Regions from separate parts of the Homo sapiens genome. Here region 2 is linked to region 1. A link is a loop called in an ENCODE intact Hi-C map of the cell type or tissue named here. Cell type or tissue: PC-9. All regions are shown on one strand. Links, peaks and the distances in the headings refer to the core of each region. The heading gives the core; the rest is flanking DNA. Region 1 has its middle 54 kb from the start of PCED1B-AS1. Region 2 overlaps PCED1B (PC-esterase domain containing 1B).

What was found. Hi-C counts contacts between places; a loop is a spot of excess contacts. Peaks named below come from ENCODE experiments on the same cell type or tissue, not always from the same donor. Only the 100,000 strongest peaks of a DNase experiment are listed, where the experiment ranks them.
Region 2: a loop joins it to region 1, with 12 times the contacts of the local background. A loop is called at or near these places in 15 of 110 quality-filtered maps.

What each region holds. Positions count from the first base shown.
Region 1 is chr12:47,264,206-47,276,146 of GRCh38, reverse strand. No RefSeq gene overlaps it. Among named protein-coding and RNA genes, the nearest start is that of PCED1B-AS1, 54 kb to the right of the region's middle. RefSeq lists enhancers at 4,152-5,351, 7,692-7,741. In PC-9, for the core only: no CTCF peak of the experiment used is centred there; DNase peaks (open chromatin) are centred at 3,146 and 4,696; H3K4me3 peaks cover 972 bases; H3K27ac peaks cover 5,000 bases.
Region 2 is chr12:47,215,514-47,227,454 of GRCh38, reverse strand. PCED1B (PC-esterase domain containing 1B) reads right to left here. Exons shown (of 4, transcript NM_138371.3): 3 at 10,766-11,233. PCED1B-AS1 (PCED1B antisense RNA 1) reads left to right here and starts at 11,012. Exons shown (of 3, transcript NR_026544.1): 1 at 11,012-11,071; 2 at 11,191-11,290. RefSeq lists enhancers at 3,824-4,554, 4,555-5,285, 5,286-6,017, 6,313-6,813. In PC-9, for the core only: no CTCF peak of the experiment used is centred there; DNase peaks (open chromatin) are centred at 5,674 and 6,564; H3K4me3 peaks cover 577 bases; H3K27ac peaks cover 2,909 bases.

The DNA.
Region 1 (11,941 bases), core at 2,484-7,483:
ATACCTGTTTCAGATGCTTCAGGAATTAGCAAACATCTGTAACTCTTGCTGAGCTAAACCGGAGTATCATGTAGAAAAATATATAGTAGTAGTATAATTATAGTGGTATTAGATTATCCTAAAATCATAAATTTAAGAGGCATCCAAACACATGTTCTTCCTGAGAAACTAATTCTGCCTATTTTCCCTGCTTGGAGCTTTTTTACCTGCAAGTCTACAGACTATAATTTTTGAAAATAGATCCATATAAATCTTTCTGGAACTATTTATGTAAATGCTTTATTTTCCAGTAATCTCAGAGAATTGGCTTTCTGTACCCTGCTAATCTCCTTCTCTCAAAACAAACCAAACAAAAAGAAAACATGCTCCAGGAAACTGAGCATTCTCTATGATCTAATTAAGCAACACAGAAATATTGACATTCCACAAGTACTGACAATTATTTTTTAGCCTAAAAGACAAGAGTAAGTGTAATTATGTTGCCAGTTTAAGATCTACCTTGGAAAAATACAAACTACACCATCAAGAACTCTGTATCCTGCCTGTAATCCTAGCACTTTGGGAGGTTGAGGAGGGTGGATCACTTGAGCTCAAGTGTTCGAGACCAGCCTATCCAATATGGTGAAACCCTATCCCCACTAAAAATACAAAAATTAGCCAGGCATGGTAGTGGGCATCTATAATCCCAGCTACTCAGGGAGGCTGAGGCAGAAGAATTGCTTTAACCCAGGAAGCAGAGGTTACAGTGAACTGAGATCGTACTAGGCAACAGAGTGAGACTCCATCTCAAAAAAAAACGAAAAACAAAAAACAAAATTAAAAAAAATTATCAAAAATCAATGAGAAAACTTGATTAGTAATTAACTCTTTCTGCCACCAAAATGTCAGGGGTATAGTCTATGTCCCATTGCTCGCTACACAGAAAGCCAATCACTGATACAATGAGTATTGCCAGGGAAGAAAGGTTTTATTTAGGTGACGTGAGCCAGGGAGATGGGAAATAAGTCTCAAATCCGTCTCTCCAACTGACTAAAGTTGGGGATTTATATATCAGGGAAGGAATGTAACTATGAGCAGGAAAACAGAAATCAGGGAGGAGTAAGGAAGAGGTGATGGTCAATAGGAAGCACGCAGTCAGTTTGGGAATCATGATGGGTGAGGGATCTGGCATCTCATTGTCTGGATGCAGTGATCTGGTGAGTTTCAGTTCCTTGATACTATCTGAGAAGGCCTGATGATGATTTCCTGAGAAAGGAACTCAGATTGTAAGTTTCAAGCTTTAAGACCAGGAGGGTCAATTTCTATGTTTATTTTAAAAGACTGAAAACATCAGTTCTATGGGAAAATTAGACTGGTTTCATTTCTACTGCACACAAATGTTTCTCCCAGATACATATGTTAGGAAAGTCAGTATAAATCCCAACTTGTGTATGAAGTAATATACCTTCTGCAAGAAAGTCTCTCCTTTAAGTAATGGAAACTTAGACAATGTAGAAACCTAAGCCTAAAATAGCATTTATATTCTTTGGAAGCACTTGTCATCTGTGATGTGATATACAATATATTTCCGTACCTTTGCCTAGAAAGTTGGCCAGAACCCATTTAAATGTTGTTGGTTTAAAAAACGAAATGACAGGCTGGGTGTGGTGGCTCACGCCTATAATCCCGGAACTTTGGGAGGCCGAGGCAGGCAGTTCACCTGAGATTGGGACTTCGAGACCAGCCTGACCAACATGGAGAAACTCCATCTCTACTAAAAATACAAAATTAGCTGGGCGTGGTGATGCATGCCTATAATCCCAGCTACTAGGGAGGCTGAGGCAGGAGAATTGCTTGAACCCAGGAGGCAGAGGTTGCGGTGAGCCGAGATCACACCATTGCACTCCAGCCTGGACAGCAAGAGCGAAACTGCGTCTCAAAAAAAAAAAAAAAAAAAAAAAAAAAAAGATAGACTTATTTTTCACATTGAAACCCTTCAAGTTCTGCAGCAAGGAGAAATCCAAAATAGCTTGCCTAGGGGGCATCGAAATGCCAATACCCAATGGAAGAAAATATCTCATCAAGAAAAAGGTCAAGTTAAACCAGGAAAATGGGAGATGGAATCTAATTACCGTCTCCTAACTCAACATTTAATCATTAGGTAAGTACCATAAGAGAAGATAATGGATGAAAAGGAACATCATAAAGAGAAAGAATCAAAATTACCAAAAATTGTTTAAGAAAGAGAATGACTAGAATCATCCTTTAGGATCCACACCACGAATCAGGTGGCATCATAGTGCACATTATAATGAAATGCAGTTACTTCTCATGATTAAAGGACTTGGAGTGGGGACCCAGACATACTACTTTCTCCAACTTCATTTCATTTTAAGACACAATTTTCTTCCATCATCATTAAACATTTAAGAAATTATTGTGTGTTTTATAATAAGAGAGGTCAGAATGTCTACCTGCTGGCACACTGAGGCTTTTCCTTCTACTTCGGCTGCTATTGTTCTTTTCTTTTCTTTGAAAAAAGACCTGTTCTGTTTCCTTTGGCAATCATTCCTGTACTGTCCTAGGTTTGGCATGCTTCCTGTGACTCCGGCCTGTCTAAAGCGATTCCAGAGGGCAGATCAGTCTTACACTCTCTTCCCCACTTTTCTCAGCTCCTCGAGGACAGCCTGAGTATGTTATGGCTTTCGACAGACAGAGATGTCAATCAAACAGCTCAGCCACCTAGGCTCTCCTCTCATTATTAGGGATGTTTTCCCTCCAGAATCCTCACTCTTATCTTGCTGTGTCTCAGGCAACAGTGATGCCATCTTTTCCACCAAGAAGTCATACACTGAACCTTGAGTTTTTCCCTGAAGTCTCTTTTTTTCTCAGAATTGTTTTATGTTCTTTTGAGTAGCCTTGAATAACAGCAGCATGTGTACCTGTTGATTGTGCTGTCTTTATGGGGCTTCTCCTTGGAGCTCCTTTTGAGCTTAACAGAGAGTCTCTATATAGAAAGAATCACTGTGCACAGAAAGATACACTGGCTGGCACCATGAAGAGCTCTGTGAAAAAGCAGCCTTTATTTTTGTTCAGTGAGATTAATCTGATTAATTCTAACGCTATTATGTTTAAAAACAGCTCATCAAGAAGACAAGCAGAATGATGTACGTTTGATGGCATTTTGGAGTTGCAAAACATATTCACAACACTCCCAGGAAACTGAAGCTCAGAAAGCAGTCCTATCTCCAAATTGCTAGATTTTTCACTACATTGGACCATATAGAGGTCCTTTCCTCCTCAGAGAGTTCTCAGTGAGCACTCTTGTTTATTTCTCTCTGCCTAGGTGTGGTTATTAATTAATTAATTAGTTCAATGATTTGCTAATTTATTCATTCAATACCAGCTCCCAAAGCCCCCTGTTCATTCCCAAAAGGATTTAGGGTGGACGGTTATTATTCATGAAGAAAAACAAAAGGACAATCTTGTTACTCAGCATTTTCTTCACAGAATCCTCTGTCTCAGTGCTGGGTATCTGCTCCTTATCTCTGCCAGCCAAAGAGCAGAGCCTGTTCTTTGGCAATTGCCTTTGCCTTTCTCTTCTGGGCAGCTTTGAAGTATCTGGTTAGAACAGTGCCTGGATGCCTCTCCCACTTCTACTGCTTCACTCTGAAGATAAATGGTTTGTAAGTATCTCCTTTGAGCTGAAAGCCCCCATGTGCAAAACATCTTATAAAGAAAAAGAAATTTCAAGCAGCTTCCCACTGGCTTTCCCTAGAAACGATTAAGTGTCCGTGCATTTAAAATGAATCTACATGATGGCAGGATGTGACACTGGCTGGGTCCATCAGAGCTTGTTCACAGAAACGACTGATACGTAGAAATTTCTCCATACATTCCCCACGAAGCACGCACTTGTTTTTCATGTATACTAACCCTGGAATGACTGCTTTTACAGAAATATATGGCCTTCTTTACCCAGCCTCTTTCAATTGCCATTGTGAGTTCTAAATTCCTCCTGCCTGAGATCTAACTGTGCCATACAGCTTTTTTTCATTTCCCTCATCTGCTCAGGAAAATGCTCCTAGTGTTTCTAGGGAACTTTTCTGATTAGAAGGATTCAAACAAAGAAAATGGCTCAGTTGATAAACATGACCATCTTCCACTTCAAAATGGACATACTCTTTGCCATATGTCGGGAATTATGGAGAGATTCTTTATCATCCCATTATACTCAGCTGTTGTTTACTTTTTGTGAATCGAATGTTGACAATTATAGTCTGAGGTTTTTTTTAACAGCATATGCTGAACATGATAAAATATTTAGAACAACTTACTTTGGACTTATAATTATGCTACATCTTTCAGCCCTTTTATGACTAAATTAGAACATTTAGTAATGTTTGGTGACAACTCCCACACTTTGTAAGCACCACAGAAAAAATATAATTTATTTAATTGGTTTTCATTTGGAAGGGAAATAACCCCATTTCAAGCATCTCAGTGTTAGAAAAGACACTGTATATTCCCCACAAAAATACACAGATGCTCATACATTTGGGGAATTAACATATATCTTCCACAAGGAAACTTAGGAAGGTTATTTCATCATTAATTTACAGCCATTCCTTTTACCTACATATTTTTGCAGAATCACTATTAGTCACCTCCTCTTTCCATCACGTATTCTTTACAGAAGCCCTGAACTTCAGACAGAGACGAGGCTGTTAAATTCTTGTGGGTTTCCAGTGCCACCACAGACAGACTAAATGGCATAATTCATTCAGTAAGTATTTAAGGAGTGCCTACCCTATGCCAGGTCTGTGCTGGGCACTGGGATTCTGAGATGAACTAAATATGGTCCTTTCTTCAAAGTGTTCATAACTTAAAGGCAGAGACAAAGAAGAAAATGCACAATTAAAATTCTGTAGAGAAGAGGGGACTCAGAAGGGCATCTAACTTGGCCAGGATGAGAGAATAGGGGTGAAGCAGGGCAACTGAGAAATATTACCAAGAGTAAGTGACTCTTGAGTGGGTAAAGGGGAGAGAGGAGCTTCATGCAGCGATACCCCCCATTCAAAGGCATGAAGGCAGGAGAAGGCTCCCCTGAGTCAGTGGTAGCCATTAGTTCGGGGTTGGGGAAAAGAGGTGAAGAGATTCAGACTAAGAAGTTAGGTACAGAATAGATGGTGCTGGGCTTTGCACTTGAGCTTCACACTGAAGGCAGTAGGGAGCCCATGAAAGATTCTGCATTTTCTCTGGTTTGTGATCCAGGAGGGGTAGACAGGAGCTGGACAGAGGGCAGTCTATGCCAGATAAACCTGGACCAGGATCAAGGCAGAGCATTGCAGAGGAAAGGACAGATATGAGTAGCCATTTAAGGTGAATCAAATATGTTTTGTTTTGTTTGTTTGTTTGTTTGAGACGGAGTCTCGCTCTGTCGCCCAGGCTGGAGTGCAGTGCGTGATCTTGGCTCATTGCAAGCTCTGCCTCCCGGGTTCACGCCATTCTCCCTCCTCAGCCTCCCGAGTAGCTGGGATTACAGGCACCCGCCACCACGCTTGGCTAATTTTGTTTTTGTATTTTTAGTAGAAATGGGGTTTCACTGTGTTAGCCAGGATGTTCTCGATCTCCTGACCTCGTGATCTGCCCGCCTGGGCCTCCCAAAGTGCTGGGATTACAGGCGTGAGCCACCGCGCCTGGCCGATCAAATATGTTTTAAATGTAGATAATCTTACTTGCAGGGAAGCCCAGGCAGAAAAACTGGAGAAAAGAAAAACATGCCTCATTCCCTTCCTATGACATCCTGTTGTGTCTGAGCTTTATTACTACAAGGTGGGGACACAGACTTTTCTAATGATAGTGGGCTATTTAGCACTTAACTTTAATCAGACCTGGTGCTGAGGCACTTTACATGGAAGGGGATCAGAATATGCCACCCCAAAATATGCCACTTTAGTGTAAGGATTATTTTCAGCTGGAAGCAATTGAGAATCAACAGATGCAGAAAGAGTTCTTTCCTCTCCCCTTATCTGACTAAAAGCAGGGCACAAATTTGCCTTTGTGAAGGTGTTTCCTCTGTGCCAGTAAGGGAAGAACAACCCATCACCAGAGTCTAACCACTTCTTTGAGTTTCACTCCTTTTTTGTGAACTCCTGTGCATGTAAATATTAATAAAAATTTTGTGTCTGCTCTTTTGTTAGTCTGTCTTTTGTTAGGTTAATTTGCACGCCCCCAGCAAAAGAAGAGAGTAGAGGAAAAATTTTTCCTCCCCAACAACATACATCATCTCACTGAACCCTTATCCCTCTTAGTGCGGAAGGTACATACCCCATTTTTTAGATCCAAAAACAAAACTAAGGGATGTTAAGGGGCTGGTCCAAGGTCACGTAGCTAACAGGTGGCAGAGCTGGGATTTGTACCCATGCCTACACGACCACACAGCCTGAACATCCAGCAACTATCCTGCAATTCCAGTGTGTAGGAAACACAGTCTAACAGAGTTAGCAGACAGGGATTGGAGCAGCGTAAAATCCATATTCTAATTCTAGCCCCATTACTATCAACAAAATATTAATCATGTAAATATTTGTGTTGTTCTTTATAGTTCTGATAATAAAGTCATTGCTTCAGTGGTATGACCTTGAGTAAATCGTGTAACCCATCTGTGTCTTAATGTTTTCCCATGAATCAGCACATGGCTTTTAAATTCTTACTATGTTTTAAGTCCTATTCTAATTGGAAGACTGTAATCTTTTATTTTGTTTGAAATAAAATAGCAATGATTTTCACCCTCTTTGTGAGCCCACAAACAAAACAGTAGATATTTAAATTCTGTGGTTACAAGAAAATAAAACAGAAAGAAGTCCTTTCAGTTCTGCTAAATGCAAAATGAACATATATGCAGGCCAGGTGGGGAAGAGATGGGCTGCATTTTTGTCTTGGGCATTAACCAATGTAACTAAGTGGTCAATTGCTATAATTTGAAACAGGAAGGGAAGCAGAAGAACTCCTGTTGATGCTGTTATTTTAAGTAGGTGCATGGTCTATCCTTATCTGGGTAACTTGACTGTCTCAGGCTTGACTAAGCTGCAAGTTCCAAGTTGGTCATATTAACACTGTTTACCTAATCTCAAAGCTCTGAGTGGTCACCGAGGGAGTCCCTAGGAGAGTCATTGTTGATAGAGAGGGTGAGGAGGGAGTAAACTGTAGTTCCCCAGGCTTTTGGACAAGGCTTTTGTTGAGGGGATTCAGAGAATGGTGGGAGCAGAAGAGAGCCAGTGGAATGGAGACAGAGCTGAGGTGGGGAAGAAAGATGGAGCAAGACATAGCAGCTGCTGGCCAGGCACGGTAGCTCATGACTGTAATCCCAGCACTTTGCGAGGCCAAGGCAGGTGGATCACCTGAGATCAGCAGTCCGAGACCAGCCTGGCCAACATGGTGAAACCCCGTATCTACTAAAAATACAAAAAAACTAGCTGGGCGTGGCGGCGGGCGCCTGTAAACCCAGCTACTTGGGAGGCTGAGACAGGAAGAGGTTGCAGTGAGCCAAGATTGCGCCATTGCACTCCAGCTTGGGCGACAAGAGTGAAACTCCATCGCAAAAAAATAAAACAAACAAACAAAACGACATAGCAGCTGCTGCAGGAGAGAAATTTCAAAAAGTGGTGATGAGACATTTAGAAAGGTTTGGGTGTATGATATGTAAATTTCTCTTTCGTCTACAAACAAAATTGCAACAAAACTCTGCCTGGTTAAATGTTGTGCTGGTTATTTGACTGTTTGCCTCCAGATCCATCCTTTGTGTCTGCTCTGTATGTCTGACTGTTGCAAGCTATGATACCCAGGCTCTCTTGACCACCTGTTTTAGCCTCACTTAACCAGCGAGAGGTACTGTTGGAGATTGGAGGTTGGGAGGAAAGGGGAAGCCAAAGTATTTCTTGTCCTCTTTTTCTGCCATGGGAGGCATATCTGGCAGTAGCTGCCCTCCTCTGTGGCTCCAGCTCTTGCCTGAATATTTCTGTTATAATGCTAGTGTCTATCAAGGGACCCCCAGATCCTTCCTTTGTCTCTCCAGTCTTAAGGGTGGGTGGTGGCTTCCCACTTGCTAATCTTTGGGATGCCTCATCTACCCTAGTGACTATTTTAGCTCCTCTAACACCTTTATAATTAATTCTTCGTATTTAATATCTTCTATTTAATAACCTGATGGGACCCTGATCAATACAGAGGAGACGTACCTTTTTTCCTCTCCTGGTTTCTATAACGAGGGAGTTCTCCAAGCACATGTTTTGTTTCCCTTAGCCCTTTTATTCATCCCACCCCTAGGGCTCTGGAGTGAGTAATTGGATGGTAATTTTGGAAGAATCGCTGAGCATGTTGGGTCAGCTTTGCTGCTTCCTATTAGGAGTGGGCATTCCAAGAATGCACAGTATCTCTCTGTATTGCAAGTCTTGCCTGGGCAGGCCTGCTCTAGCCTAGCAAATGCCTGACTATGGGCAAGTCTGTCTGATTTTAGCCCACTTGACCACCAGACCTAAAACCTAGTCTTCTAGCCTGGCCTCTGCCGGTAACAAAGGTGATCCCCATTTGCTCTACCTTTGTTTTATTTCTTCAACTTGTTCAGGATGCAAGTGAGCAAGAAGAGTGCCATTTATTGTGGCTCCCTCCTTCAGAGACTTTAACATTATTCATCAATTCTTTCGGAACTGGATTTATGATTTTTTAAATATGCTATAGTAACAGAGAAGGCCTAAAGGTAGGGGTGTGTGGACTGAGCTGGTGAGACAATGCTTCCCTCCTTAGCAATTTCTGGGACTCGCCAGTTGATCCCACATGTGTCCATGGATCAGCCCTGCTTATTGCTTACTTCCCAACTGCACTCTGTCTCACCTAACAGGACTACAGTGGTGCCATTGAGCTAGAATATTATTCTCAATGGCCAGATGCTTTAACCAAAATTAATGTCTGCTCATGCAGTTGGAATCCTACCATATGATGTTGCTGTTGGAAGTAAAGGCCTGCTGTACTTCAGTGTCAGTAAGATTGACTTCCAGTTGTTTCCTTATGATTCCTGAAACCACTGTCATCCCTAGCTCCCAAGGCAAGACCTTCCTCCCTCGTGCAGAATTCTTCCATGGTCATCCCCATCATTCTTCCTGTAATCTGGCTGCTTTGGAACCACCTGGCATGATTTGAACACAAGCATACATGTCTAGTCCCCTCAGATGTATGTGGTTCAGATTTTTTCTCCCTAGGAGCGCCTCAGATTCTATATAACTCAGGGGCTCAACGTATATACCAGGGGAGGGTTGTCCCTACACTGCGCTCTCCAGAAGCATCAAGTCTCAGCTATAACCTCGTGTCTATATATATATATATATATAGTATATATATTTTGTTTTTTTGAGACAGAGTTTCACTCTTGTTGCCCAAGCTGGAGTGCGATGGCGCAATCTCAGCTCACTGCAACCTCCACCTCCCAGGTTCAAGCGATTCTCCTGCATCAGCCTCCCAAGTAGCTGGGATTACAGGCACGTGCCACCATGCCCAGCTAATTTTTTTGTATTTTTAGTAGAAATGGAGTTTCACCATGTTAGCCAGGTGGCCAAGATCACGCCATTGCACTCCAGCCTGAGCAACAAAAGTGAAACTCTGTCTCAAAAAAAAAAAAAGGCATATTTCTTCAGTTGTATTTGAATACCACGATGGGGTCAGGATTCTGGGACAAGAAGTAGCCAAACTGAGAAACAGATTAGGACCCTGCTGCCGAGGATGTACTTCAGCCCCAAGCATGATGGAATTGATGGAATTGAGGTCATTTATAACAATCCTACACAGAAGCACTGCAGGTTGACTTAGAGCCACTTGCATTTATAATGAAATTTCAGTGATAGGGAACCACTGAGAATGTGGTGGACTCTTTCTTCCTTCTTTATTGTATCCTTGTGGAGCACCAGTGCGTGGCACCCAATATGGGAGTAACCAGTGACGAAGGAATGAATGAAGTTTTAGAGAATTTCTAAGCAGATCATATAGCTCTCATAAAGAAGACAACCATGTTTGGTGCAGCAGTCTAAGACCATTTATTTTTAAAATGCCGATTTAGCCCTTTTCTTCTTGTTTCTAAAACCCTAATTTTTCTTCTGCCATTTTAAATATTTGTCCTGTTATGTTTACCACCTTTCTCCCTCTTATCTATGGGCAACAAACTCCTTGTTATGTGACATGATTAAAGAACATGGATTTTCTTTTGGTTAATGGATTCCAGAAAGAATGGAGCAACTCCTTCTGCTACTATCATCCTCCCTGTTCTTAGGCAAGTTGTTTAACCTCTCCGGGACTTATATTTCTCACTCTTAAGTGACATTAGTAAGAGGAATTCTATGGATCTCCTGCAAGGCATGAGTGGAAGACAAAAAAACAGTTGGAAACGCTTTCTTATTAGCTGGTTGTTGTGGCACACACGTGCAGCCTCAGCTACTCACTCAGGAGGCTGAGGTGGGAGGATTGCTTGAGCCTGGGGAGTTGAGGCTTCAGCGAGCTGTAATAGTGCCACTGCACTCTAGCCTGGGCAACAGAGTGAGACCCCATCTGAATGAAGGAAGGAAGGGAGGAAAGAAACACTTTCTTGAAAGTTAAGCCAGGTGCAGGGGCTCACACTTGTGATCCCAGAACTTCGGGAAGTGGAGGCAGGGAGATGGCTTGAGGCCAGGAGTCCCAGACCAGCCTGGAAAACATAGCAAGTTGCTCCATCTCTACACAATAAAGTCAGCAGAGTGTGGTGGTATGTCTGTGTAGTCCTAGCTACTCAGGAGGCTGAGGCAGGAGGGTCGCTTGAGCTCAGGAGTTCTAGGCTGCAGTGAGCTAGGATCGCACCATTGCACTCCAGCTTGGGCAACACAGGGAGACCCTGTCTCTAAAACAAAACAAAAAGAAAGAAAAAAGAAAGTTAAAGGCCCTGTATTTTATATGCAGATCATTATCACCAATGTAACCACAAAGGGACAAGTGTGATCACCAGTACAGTGAGAGCCAGATATAATATGGTTTTCTTCTTTGAGGTCCGTAGGCCCCCAGAGTTCCTGTGTATATACCTTGGTCATCAGAATCTCCTTTGAATGAGAGACACAGAAAAACATATTCAAGAGAGAAATAGAGATGAAAAAAGGTGCGATTCTGATAATGGTTCAGGAAGGAAACACCTTTCTTTGGATGTAAATTGGGGTTACCTGGGAGCTGAGGAGAGAGTTTCCTGTGTGACTCCCAAGATCTTTTGGGCAGGTTTGTGTGATGTGGCCTTGTCCTTATAGTAAGGAGGATAAGAACAACTGGGAAAGAAACATTAAAGATATGTGTGAGGGTGGGGAAATTGATGGTGTGATAATGATAATGACAGCTACTATTTATCTAATGGCTACCAAATGCCAGGCACTTTATTCAGTTTTGTACTACATTTATCTCTCATCTTCCCACTGCACTATGAGTTAGGTGTTATGATTCTTCGCAGATCAGGGTATAGGTTGAGACAGGGTTCTTAACTTGCCCAAAGTCATAAAACTACTAAATGGCAGAACCATGATGAACCCAGACAAATTTAACTGTTTTTGTTTTTGTTTTTTGCTTAGCTAGACTAATGTTTGCAAGTTCCAAGGGAAGGTGAGAGCCACTAGTCTTTGAAAGGAAGATAGAGGAGAAAAGAATGACAGGATGGCGAGGACTCCGAGACGTGTTCTAATGGCCTCCAGGCCTCCAGAGGGAAGGAGCTGAGTCTGTCTTTCCACTGTCATATCCTCAGCACCCAGTCCAGTTCTGACAAAAGTTAAGTGTTCAATAAACATGTGTTGAGTGAGTGAGTAAATAAGTGAAGGAAAAAATAAATACATTGTCACAGAGACTTTTTGAAGGGTAGAGAAGAGAAAATGAGAAAGTTTGGGTTGATTTTGTATGTTGCATGTCTTTA
Region 2 (11,941 bases), core at 4,436-9,435, 51 kb after region 1:
TCGCCTGTAAGCCCAGCACTTTGGAAGGCCGAGGTGGGTGGATCACCTGGGGTCAGGAGTTCAAGACCAATCTGGCCAACATGCTGAAAGCCCCCCTCTCTACAAGACTACAAAAATTATGTGGGCATCATGGCAGGTGCCTGTAATCCCAGCCACTCATGAGGCTGAGGCGGGAGAATCGCTTGAACCCGGGAGGTGGAGATTGCAGTGAGCCGAGATCTTGCCATCTTGCTGCTGCACTCCAGACTGGGTGACAGAGCGAGACTCTGCCTCAAAAACAAAAACAAAAACAAAACAAAACAAACAAACAAACAAACAGAAAAACCTGAAATGGAAATGAAGTTCTTGATAAAGAGGAGCACTGTAACTGTAACAGGATTAATGAAATCTGACACCCTCAAGACTATCATTTTGGGAAAGAATCCTAAGCTAAGAGACCAAGCATTAAAAATAAAACTTAACAAAACCAAAATGACTCTTTTAGGGGAGTGAATAGAAAAGAATAATTTGGAGACATAAACCTTCTCTAATTTAAAAAAAATGTCGATAGCATCCATTTTCAGAGCTCTTTTTATTTATAAAAAATAAAACAAAAAAAGGATTCGAAAATGGCCAGATCAGCGATCATTTTAGCCTAGGCATCTTTCTTTGCTGCAGATTTGATAAGTACACTTATTCATTTTGGTAGCTATTTTATCGATTCACTCATTCACTTAATAAAGATCATGGAGAGCCAAATAGTGCACTGGGTGCAAGGACTAGGTATGAAAAGGCAATTTTGGCCAGGTGCAGTGGCTCACGCCTGTAATCTCAGCACCTTAGGAGGCCAAGGCGGGCGGATAACTTGAGATCAGGAGTTCAAGACCAGCCTGGCCAACATGTTGAAACCCCGTGTCTACCAAAAATATAAAAAATTAGCCGGGTGTGGTGGCATGCGCCTGTAATCCGAGCTACTCAGGAGGCTGAGGCAGGAGAATTGCCTGAACCCAGGAGGCGGAGGTTGCAGTGAGCCGAGATCCCACCAATGCACTCCAGGCTGGGCGACAGAGCGAGACTCACTCCATCTCAAAAAGAGAGGCAATCTCTTCTCTCAAGAGGAGGGGTAAGAAAATGGGCACTTAAAGAGCTGGCTGCTAAAACGGATGTATGTAAATTAAGTACCTGAGACTGTTGGAAGAATCAAGCCAGAGGAGGGAGGTTTATGAACAATCATTGCAACCTGATTCCAACTTCGAATTAAAACAGAATTTTTTTAAAGTTTCATGGTAATTTTAAAAATCATAGTTATAAGTAGTTCCATGTTTTTTTCTGTTTTCAAAGTAAATTTTGGGCTTAGGCTAAAGCTGTCACAGATATATGTATTAATAATGTCTACTGCCACAATAAATTACTTTCCAGCATCTTGTTTATATTTCCCTGTTTGGGGATAATTAATTTTTTAATAGCTTCATAAGCTATGAATTACAACTCATTGACTATTGCTTTACAATGATCACAACCCAAACACATAACATTTATCTTTCATTAATGTTTTGTAATAATTATGTTGATTTTTCTTTTCTTTTTGATCTTTAGTTACAAGAAGAGGTACACTGAAATAAGCCAGTTGCTTTAGAGATACTGTAGAGAAGTTTTAAACCACAGAGATAGTCACTAAAAATTAGGATGTTTTGATTCATTGTGGGAAGTACTTGTAACTAATTTATAAGTTTCTTGCATATGACTATCTTAATACAATATTGTACTGGGAATATAAATGGTTCATTTCCTTATAACCGCATTTTGGGGGATCTAACCAATAGTTTGAACTTTCCAAGATTCTCTTAAATTTTAGTGGAATGGATGGTACAGATAAAGAATTATTTTTAATGAGCTCACCTGTATAATTTATCTATGTCAGCATTTGCTTAGTTTTCTAAGTGAATTTAAACTTGCCAAAAATTATATTACATGCCATATACAGTTTTGAAAGAAAAAAGAAAAGCAAACAATTCGAACTTTTCTTTGGGAAAACTTAGTGACTTGTGGACTGGGGATTCTCTAGAGACTCATATTTTGATTTGAGGCAAGTCAGTTAACATCCAGTGACCTATACAACACCAAAGTGGAAGAAGCAATGCAGGCCTATTTTTAAAAGTGGCTTTAGGATCAAATAAAAAAATACAGAAAAGTACTGAGAGATGCTATGCTGTGGTAAATAATGCAATAGAAAAATAATTGCCAGGCTGGGTGCAGTGGCTTAATTCTGTAATCCCAGCACTTTGGGAGGCCGAGACGGGTGGATCACTTGAGATCAGGAGTTCGAGACCAACGTGGCCAACATGGCAAAACCCCGTCTGTACCAAAAATACAAAAATCAGCTGGGCATGGTGGCACGTGCCTGTAATCCGAGCTACTTGGGAGGCTGAGGCAGGAGAATCATTTGAACCTGGGAGGTGGAGGTTGCAGTGAGCCAAGATTGTGTCACTGCACTCCAGCCTGGGCGACAGCGTGAGACTCTGTGTCAAAAAAAGAAAACGAAAAAGAAAAAGAATTGCCAAATAACCACTGGAAAGACTGTTAACTGATTCGAATCACCTACCTACATTGACCTCACTTCCTACGTAGGTCTCGGATCTGCAGTCCATTAATTAATTCAGTAAAAATTTAGAGAGCCCTGCGTCTATCTACGGCTATGACAGCTGTTACTGCACATTTGGCTCACATCCCTCAACAACAACCATGATTCCCCTGTGAATCCCCGCATCATGAAACCACGCCATATAGCCTGTATTTCTAAGTTGGTTATCCAGGTAGTCTTTAAACACATCTAAAATCATGCGAGATAAGCGAAAAACGGAAACTAGAATAAAGATCTTCAAACTGGGCTCCGTGTAATCACAGGTTTACTTTGTGGAGGAAGGAATCACTGTGGGTATATTCAGTTTGTATTTGTATCATCCCTACCAGGCCACAATCTGAAATTTGTAATTCTTTTTAAATAAACTATCAGCAGAAGAATCTCAAACACTTTGAGTCTGAAAATTACCAAGTTTAAAAATTCTTAAAGCAGTGTATTTTCCCATAATAATAGTCTAATATAAACAACGCCTATGAATTACAGAAAGAAATGCAGAGAGCATTTTTATGAATGAAGTGGTGGTTCTTAGTAACTGAAATGCAGGTAACTTCTGTAAAAACCAAAGATAAAACTATGGACCATTAATTCCAGTGACCTCACTTTTTTAAACTTTTGTTTTACAGCCTTTTGTAAATATTCCCTAAAATAAATAATCAAAGCATTTCATAAACACAAAAGTATGATTTCAATCATGTACAGTCTATAGTAAACCTCTACATGATGGTCTTGCATCATTATTCAAAGTATATTTGCTAACTTCCTACCTATTACCCCTTTAACACAAATGAAAGATACCAGAAGGTGGTGATCTGGCTTTCAACTCCAGACAAAGAAGCCAGACGTGGACTCTGCCCCTGGACAGCTGCGTGCTCTTGGGCTGGCTGCCCACAGTTCTGAACCAGTTTCCTCTTCTGTAAAAAGGGAATAATATTACCTACCTCGTCAAATAATAGTGAAAATGAAAAGAGATCTCGTACATCAGGGGCCTAATAATACAAGGCCTGCCAGACAGTAGGCCCCTCTAATCCTTTGGCTCAGCAAGCCCTCCCACAATGATTCCAGAGAAAACACAGGCCTGCAGACAGAACCCTGTTTGGACTCCCTCCTCAAACCTTCAAATCCTCACCCCGCTTCCCACCCTCCTGCAAAGGCAGAGAGGTACCTCCTTAGGCGTAAAGCTTCCTCAGCAGCTCAGGGACTTCGCTCCCGGATATCCCCCAGTGAGGGGATAATTTGCATTCTGCATTTTCTTTACCCTCCTTGGCCTGGATCCTTCTTTTTAGCATTAAACACATTCTAGTTTCTTGCTTTGAAAAAGAAAGGAAACATCTTTGACTCCACCTCCAGGACAGTCCTATCTTTTGCCTCCACTCCAAGGCCACATTTAAAAAAAAAAACTTGCTTGCACTGACTGGGTCTGGGTCTGGGCCCCACCTCCCACTCACTCCTCCGTTTACTTTAATTTGGCTCTGACTGGATCAAAGCCAAGGAATGTTTGTTAGTAAATCACCGATGATTTCCCTGTTGCTCCTTTCAGTGGCCACTTTTTGGTTCTTACAGTATGAGGGGTAGGGGCACTACTGACTGCTCCCTCTGAGAAACCCAGCCCTCAAGTCCACGTATTTGTGACACCCTTGTATCCTGTCTTTCCCTAGTATCTTTTGAGGGTTTCTCTTTCTCTGGCAGTTCCCCAAATGTTGGTCTTTCTCTCTCTCTCTCTCTTTTTCTTATTTCTCCCTCCCTTCCAGGTCTTTCTCAAGGCCCACTGAAGGGCTCTTTTCTTCTCTTCTTCAACATTCTTATCCTCGTGTGTCCACCCATTTTCAGAGTGTCAGGAAATGAGGTAACCCTATGTCCCTATTTGCCCCAAACAGTTCTGGTTTCTGCCTGTTTCCCCAGAATGATTAGTAGCACCCCAAACCCTTAAGAGTCCTGGTTTGGATGGTTACAACGGACCATCCCCTTATCAATTCCCATTTGTATGCAGATGACTGAGAATTGGGGCAATAAAGCACACTGGCTGAGAGGGAGGGGCTCTGGGGTTGGCCCCCTGGGTTTGATCCTGCTCCACTGCTTACTAGCCCTTGAGTCCCTGGGCCTATTAAGCAACCCCTCTGCCCTGAAGAAACCTCATCAATAAAATGGGAACAATATTACTGCAGTTTTCCTAACAAGTGAGGGTTAAATGAACACATGTAAAGTTATTAGCATGACACCGCCACATTTCTAAGTGCTCAGTGAATGTAGCTATTATCTTTGTCTCTAGCCCAGACCTGTCTCCTGAGTTTCAGACATATTCAGGTAGAGAGAATAAAGTTATCTGGGGTTGGAGGGGTAGGAGGTAGGAAAAGCAGTCTATGCAGGCCCCTATCACTTCCCAATTCTCTCTCTTTTTTTTTTTTTTTTTTTTTTGAGATGGAGTTTTGCTCTTGTTGCCCAGGCTGGAGTGCAATGGCGTGATCTCAGCTCACCGCAACATCTGCCTCCCAGGTTCAAGCGATTCTCCTGCCTCAGCCTCCCAAGTAGCTGGAATTACAGGCACGTGCTACCACGCCCGGCTAATTTTTTTGTATTTTTAGTAGAGACGGGGATTCTCCATGTTGGTCAGGCTGGTCTCGAACTCCTGACCTCAGGTGATCCACCCTCCTCGGCCTCCCAAAGTGCTGGGATTACAGGCGTGAGCCACCACGCCCGGGCGTTTTTTTTTTTTTTTTTTTTAATTTTTTTTTTAAGAGATAGAGTCTCACTCTGTCACCCAGGCTGGAGTGCCATGGTGCGATCATGGCTCACTGCAGCCTTTATCTCCCAGGTTTAAGAGATCCTTCTGCCTCAGCCTGCCAAGTAGTTGGGACCACAAGTGTGCATCCCATGCCCAGCTAATTTTTTAAAATTTTTTGTGGAGACAGGCTCTTGCTTTGTGGCCCAGTCTGGTCTTGAACTCCTGGTTTCAAGTAAACCTCCTGCCTTGGCCTCCCAAAGTGCTGGGATTACAGCCATAAGCCACCATGCCCAGCCACTTCCCACTTCTCTAGACACTCATTTATCTTCCCATCAAACTGTGGCTGAATTTCTCAAATAATTGTCTTGTGACCTTTGAACAGTCTCCCTAAATGTAAATATTGCATTGACCAACAATGGGAATGATGGCAGCACATTCTCACCAGGCAATTTCAGAGAGCTGCTGTATAATTTTTCTTGAAGCACTGGCTGGGAATACATAATTGGGTGGAAATATACTTTGCTTCTGAAATGTGTGGATAAAGTCATTTTTATTTTTGATGACTGGTTTTGTTTTAATTGTGAAGAAATCCTTAGGTTGATCTGTATCCTGGCAATCATTTAAAAATTTTCATGTTGGCGGGGCGTGGTGGCTCACCACCTGTAATCCCAGCACTCTGGGAAGCTTAGGCAGGAGGATCACTTGGCCCAGGAATTCAAGACCAACCTGGACAACATGGTGATATCCCTTTCTTAAAAAAAAAAAAAAAAAAAAAAAGAATTTTGATGTCTAACAAATATTGGAAACAATATATATATTTTGAAGATATAGCTTAGGGAGGAGGGGAATGTTGCAATATATATTTTGGGAAGCTGAGCACAGTGATCAATGTCACATTTGTTTTCAGTTTTATGGTTAAATATTTTACTTTCCCCCAATTTTTCTTAGTCCTTAAAAAGTGTGTCTTTGATTAAAACATTATTTTTTAATTGGTATAGTTTTAATTTTATATGTTTTCTTACATAAAACTTCATCATCTAGGTTTTAAAGTTTCAAATTCATTTAATATGTTAGAATAATTCCAACATTTTGCATTCTGTAAACTTTTTATGTCTTGGGATATGATCCTTTCTTCTTGGGATCTTCTGAAAGCCCGCAGGGAACCATAGGGTTTGTATAAGCCCAGAGGGCCTTTTCTCATGTCTTTATGTTTGTCTCTGTGACTCACCTTTGAATGTTCCCCAACCCTTTCCTGTTACTGAAATTCTGCTCCTTCATTAAGACTCACGTTAAAAGACAATTTTGTCAGAGAGCCTTCCCTACTCTCCTAGATAGAAAAATCTCTCCTTCCTCTGAGGGATGCCTCTACTTAACCTTTGGTTCTGTTTTGTTCTATAATTAACTGCCCATGTGCCATTCTATCCCACTCTATGCTAGTTCTGGATGGCAGAAGTGGGTCTCACCCATCCTTGTACCCCTCAGGGCCCAGTGCCTGTGCCTAGTAATCATCGGCACTCACTGAGCACTCACTTTGTGCCAGGCCTATTCCATTCTCACAACCCGGTGAAGGAGGAAGTATTATTATCTCCATTTTATAGATAAGTAAACTGAGGCATGGAGAGGTTATATAAATTGCCTAAGGTTGGCTGGGCATAGTGGCTCACGCCTGTAATCCCAGCACTTTGGGAGGCCGAGGTGGGTGGATCACCTGAGGTCAGGAGTTTGAGACCAGCCTGATCAACATGGTGAAACCCAGTCTCTACTAAAAATACAAAAATTAGCCTGGTGTCATGGCACACACCTGTAATCCCAGCTATTCAGGAGGCCGAGGCAAGAGAATTGCTTGAACCCGGGAGGCAGAGGTTGCAGTGAGCCAAGATCGCGCCACTGCACTCCAGCTTGGACAATAGAATGAGACTCTGTCTCAAAAAATAAATTAAAAATAAATAAATAAATTGCCTAAGGTTGCCCAGCTAGTAAATGGCAGAACTATTCTTTTGACAATGTATCTTCTTCTTCTTCTTCTTTTTTTTTTTTTTTTTTTTTTGAGGCAGTGTCTCCCTTGGTCACCTGGGAGTACAGGGGCATGATCACGGCTCACTGCAGCTTCAACCTCCCAGGCTCAATCAATCCTCCCTCCTCAGCCTCCTAGGTAGTTGGGACTTTAGGCTCATGCCACCACACCCATTATTGACAGTGAATCTTCTGAATAATTAGATAAGCTTAAGGTTTCCTTTTGTTTCTTTAGGAAGAAGTATGGCTCCAAAGCCTGAGCTTTTAATCTCAGCTATAAATACTTGTTTAAATTAAGAAGAAAAAAAATCATATTATCTAGAAAGAAATATTTGCATGTAGCTTTCCTTGTTATTCTCTGTTGAAAAACAAAACAATATTTTGTGCACAGCTTTAAATTTTTCCATGAGAAAACAAAGCAGGTGTGAAATAACTTAGTTCGATTTTCATCACTCTGTTAGCTAGTCTTCTTAAAAGCCGATGGAAAACCCAGTGCTGCACTAAAGCTATATTTGTGTTTCAAATGTTTAGGCTTATGCTGACTACTCTAGATTCCAACCAGTGGCTGAATTAAAAGTTCCCATGGATGAAAAACAAGGGCGATTGGAGAGCTAATAATGACGAGTGCTTTCAACTGATGAACAGGTTGGATTGTGACAATTCTGCTCCAGGACTAGCTACAAAAGTCCATTTACTCAGTAACAGGAATCTAGGGTTGAGTCAGCAGGCCTGGATTTCTTCCACCTCTAATGCTTACTTTATCTTTGTGCTACTTAGTTTTTTACTTCTTAAATGGGGGAAATAGCACCTATGCTCCTCTGAAGGGATTACCCAAAAGAGTTTTAAAAATGGACATTATTTTATTATTGTTGCTATCATTATTGTTACCATTTTTGTAGTATTTAAATTCTATGTGTAATAGTGTTTCTATGGAAAAAGAAACTTTTTTATTTTTGTTTTTTGAGATAGAGTCTCACTCTGTTGCCCAGGCTGGAGTGCAGTGGTGCAATCTTGGCTCGCTACATCCCCTGTCTCATGGGCTAAAGTGATTCTCCTGCCTCAGTCTCCGGAATAGCTGGGATCACAGGCATTTGCCACCATGCCCAGATAATTGTTCTATTTTTAGTAGAGGCGGAGTTTCACCGTGTTGGCCAGGCTGGTCTCGAACTCCTGACCTCAGGTGATCCACCCACCTAGGCCTCCCAAAGTGCTGGGATTACAGGCCTGAGTCACCTTTTTCCACAGGCGGCCGATCTATGGAAAACATTTTTTGAATTTAAAAATGAGAGCAAGTCTCAGCCAGGTAGAGTGGCTCACACCTGAAATCCCAACACTTTGGGAGGCCAAGGAGGGACGATTGCTTGAGACCAGGAGTTCAAGCCCACCCTGGGCAATAAAGCTACACCTCTGTCTCTAAAAAAAAAAAAAAAAAAGAAAAAAAATTAAAAATGATCAGGATGTGGTGGCGCATGTCTGTAGTCCCAGCTACTCAGGAGGAGGCTGAGGTGGAAGGATACCTTGCACCCAGGAGTTTGTGGCTGCAGTGAGTCGTGATGGCACCACTGCGCTCCAGCCTGGATGACAGAGCAAGACACTGTCTCTGCCTTGGCTTTTACTCACACTATGTTGTAGAGGATTCTGGAAACTTGAGTTCCCACTGCTTTGCCTGTTGGCAGTGCAACTGAGGACTTGCCAGTTTCAAGCTCTACGGCTTGGAGCGGAAGAAAGGACAAGCAAGGTCCAGGGACTAAGGAAGCTGAGGAACAAGAATCTTGTGCTGGTGAAATGAATGTCATACTGCCTATGCACACCGACTAACTTCTCACATTAGGCCTTTCCCCAGGCCATGGTTTTCCCCACTTCAGTGCCAACAACGGACCTAGGGGTTTTTCTCCCTGCTGCCGTGTCCAGCCGAGCTCTCGCTTCTCTCTTCTCCTCCAGCTCCAAAAATAAGTCAACAGCTCTGCACTGCCTACCTTAGAGTTAATTGTGGAAATCAAATGAAATGCTGTGTAAACTCTACAGATGTTCGCTGCTATTGTTATTCTGAGCCACCTTAGCATATCTGGAAAGTGGGCTTAGTGGTTAAGGGAGATTTCCAGTTAAATGAAGCATTTAACTTATTATTTAGCAACATTAATTATTTAGTGGCATTATTTAGCATACCCTCCAAAAAGTATTTACATGTTTTACCAGTTTATCTCTTTATTCTTCTTAAGAACTCTAAGAAGGGCGCGGTAGCTCATGCCTGTAATCCCAACACTTTGGGAGGCCAAGACGGTCGGATCACCTGAGGTCTGGAGTTCAAGATCAGCCTGGCCAACATGGTGAAACCCTGTCTCTAGTAAAAATATAAAAATTAGCTGGGAGTGGTGTCGCGTGCCTGTAATCCCAGCTACTTGGGAGGCTGAGGCACAAGAATTGCTTGAACTTGGGAGGCGGAGGTTGCGGTGAGCAGAGATAGCACCACTGCACTCCAGCCTGAGCAGCAGAGTGAGACTCCATCACAAAAAAACAAAAACAAAAACAACCTAAGAAATTATTTTCTTTCTTTCTTTCCTTTTCTTTTCTCTCTTTCTCTTTCTTCTTTCTTTCTTTCTTTCTTTCTTTCTTTCTTTCTTTCTTTCTTTCTCTTTCTTTCTTTTTCTTTCTTTCTTTCTTTCTTTTTTTTTCTTCTTTCTCTGTCTCTCTCTCTCTCTCTGTTTCTTTCTTGTCTCACTCTGTTGCCCAAGTTGGAATTCAGTGGCGAAATCATGGCTCACTGCAGCAACTCTGCAGGCTCAATCAATCCTCCCACTTCAGCCTCCCTAGTAGCTGGGACTACAGGCCTGTGCCACCATGCCTGGCTAATTTTTATAGTTTTTTTTAGAGACAGGGTTTCATCATGTTGTCCAGGCTGGTCTTGAACTTAGACTCAAATAATCCACCTGCCTCAGCCTTCCAAAGTGCTTGGATTACGGGTGTGGGCCACCGCACCTGGACTACATATTCTAATTTTCTCCATTTTATACTTTTAAAAATTAAGGCTAAAAGATTGAGTAATCTGCCCAAGGTCATCCATTTTATAAGAAGTAGTGCTGGAAGTAAAACCTGATGCCAAGCCTTTGTGGTCAACCACAACATACAAGATTGCAGACAACAGATGCCTCACGTCCCTTCTCCAGTTCACAACTAAATTGGCTGTTTTCTTTCACTGTCCATTTTAATAAATTTACAAGTTTATCAATCACTAATATTTTTGTTATTGCCAAGCACCAGTTGTCTCTTTAGTGTTACATGGGGTGGGCTGAAGGAGGCTAGGGTGCTGATTCCTGTCTACAGTAAGTGCCCAAAAAATGATGGTCTCAAGAAAGGCTGGTCAGAAATGCCAACTTAAAGTTTCAGATAAAATGGAAAAACTGAAAAGTACTTACTCATTAAAGTAACTGGTGATTTTTAAGCATCTCTCTCAGTTGATTCTAGATCTCGTCCCTAGATAGCTTTCTTCCTCTCCTGTAGATCATTGTGACCAGACGGGAGATCTCAGAGCTTGGGCTATAGGGGAAATAGGTTAGCCTCTGGGTGCTGCTGTGCTTGCAAGCCAGCGTCTGGGGAGAAGATGACATTTCCGGTGGCATCTGGGGCAAACGACACAAGTCAGCATTTAGTTTCTTGCTTTAGGAAGCGGAAGACTAATGACCGAAGCTTCAAGACTTTGACATGTGTGAAAACATGAAATGGTAAGTCAATACAAAGACAGCATCTTCCTGGAATTTGGTTTTGAGCTTGTTTTCATTTCACCTTTCTCAGTAATCTGGGTGTAGCTTATTTTGACTCTTCCTTTGATTAAACAATTCAGACCCTTGGCTCTTATTGTTCTTGCTGGTGTGGTATGTTCACGGCTGAAAAGATGGTCAGAAGGGGAAAGGAGGAAGTGAGAAGAAAGAAACAGGGAAATGGTAAGAAGAACTCTACTTTTCTAAATAATATTTAATAGTAGTAATCTTGTGTTTCTGTGCAAGGTGTTACAGTTTACAAACCGCTTTTATTTTTATTTATTTATTTTTTTTGAGACGGAGTTTTGGTCTTGTTGCCCAGGCTGGAGTGCAGTGGCATGGTCTCGGCTCATTGCAACCTCTGCCTCCCAGGTTCAAGCGATTCTCCTGCTTCAGGCTCCGAGTAGCTGTGACTACATGCACCCACCACCACACCCGGCTGATTTTGTATTTTTAGTAGAGATGGTGTTTCACCATGTTGGCCAGTCTGGTCTCGAACTCCTTACCTCAGGTGATCCACCCGCCTTGGCCTCCCAAAGTGCTGGGATTATAGGGGTGAGCCACCATGGCAGGCCACAAACCGCTTTTAAATCCTTTCACTTCATCTCTCCACTGACGTCTTGATGGAAAAATGGCTCAGTCCACACTACAGGAAACCACAGGCCTGAGCCCCAGCCTCAGCTAGATCCAGTATGTGGCAGAGCAAGATAAGAACTTTCTGCTTCCTCCCTTAGTGTTCCACTTGAAACCAGCAGGTAACTCAAGGGGACAGCGTGCTTAAAAGGGAGATGGTTCGTCTGGCGCTGTGGCTCATGCCTGTAATCCCAGCACTTT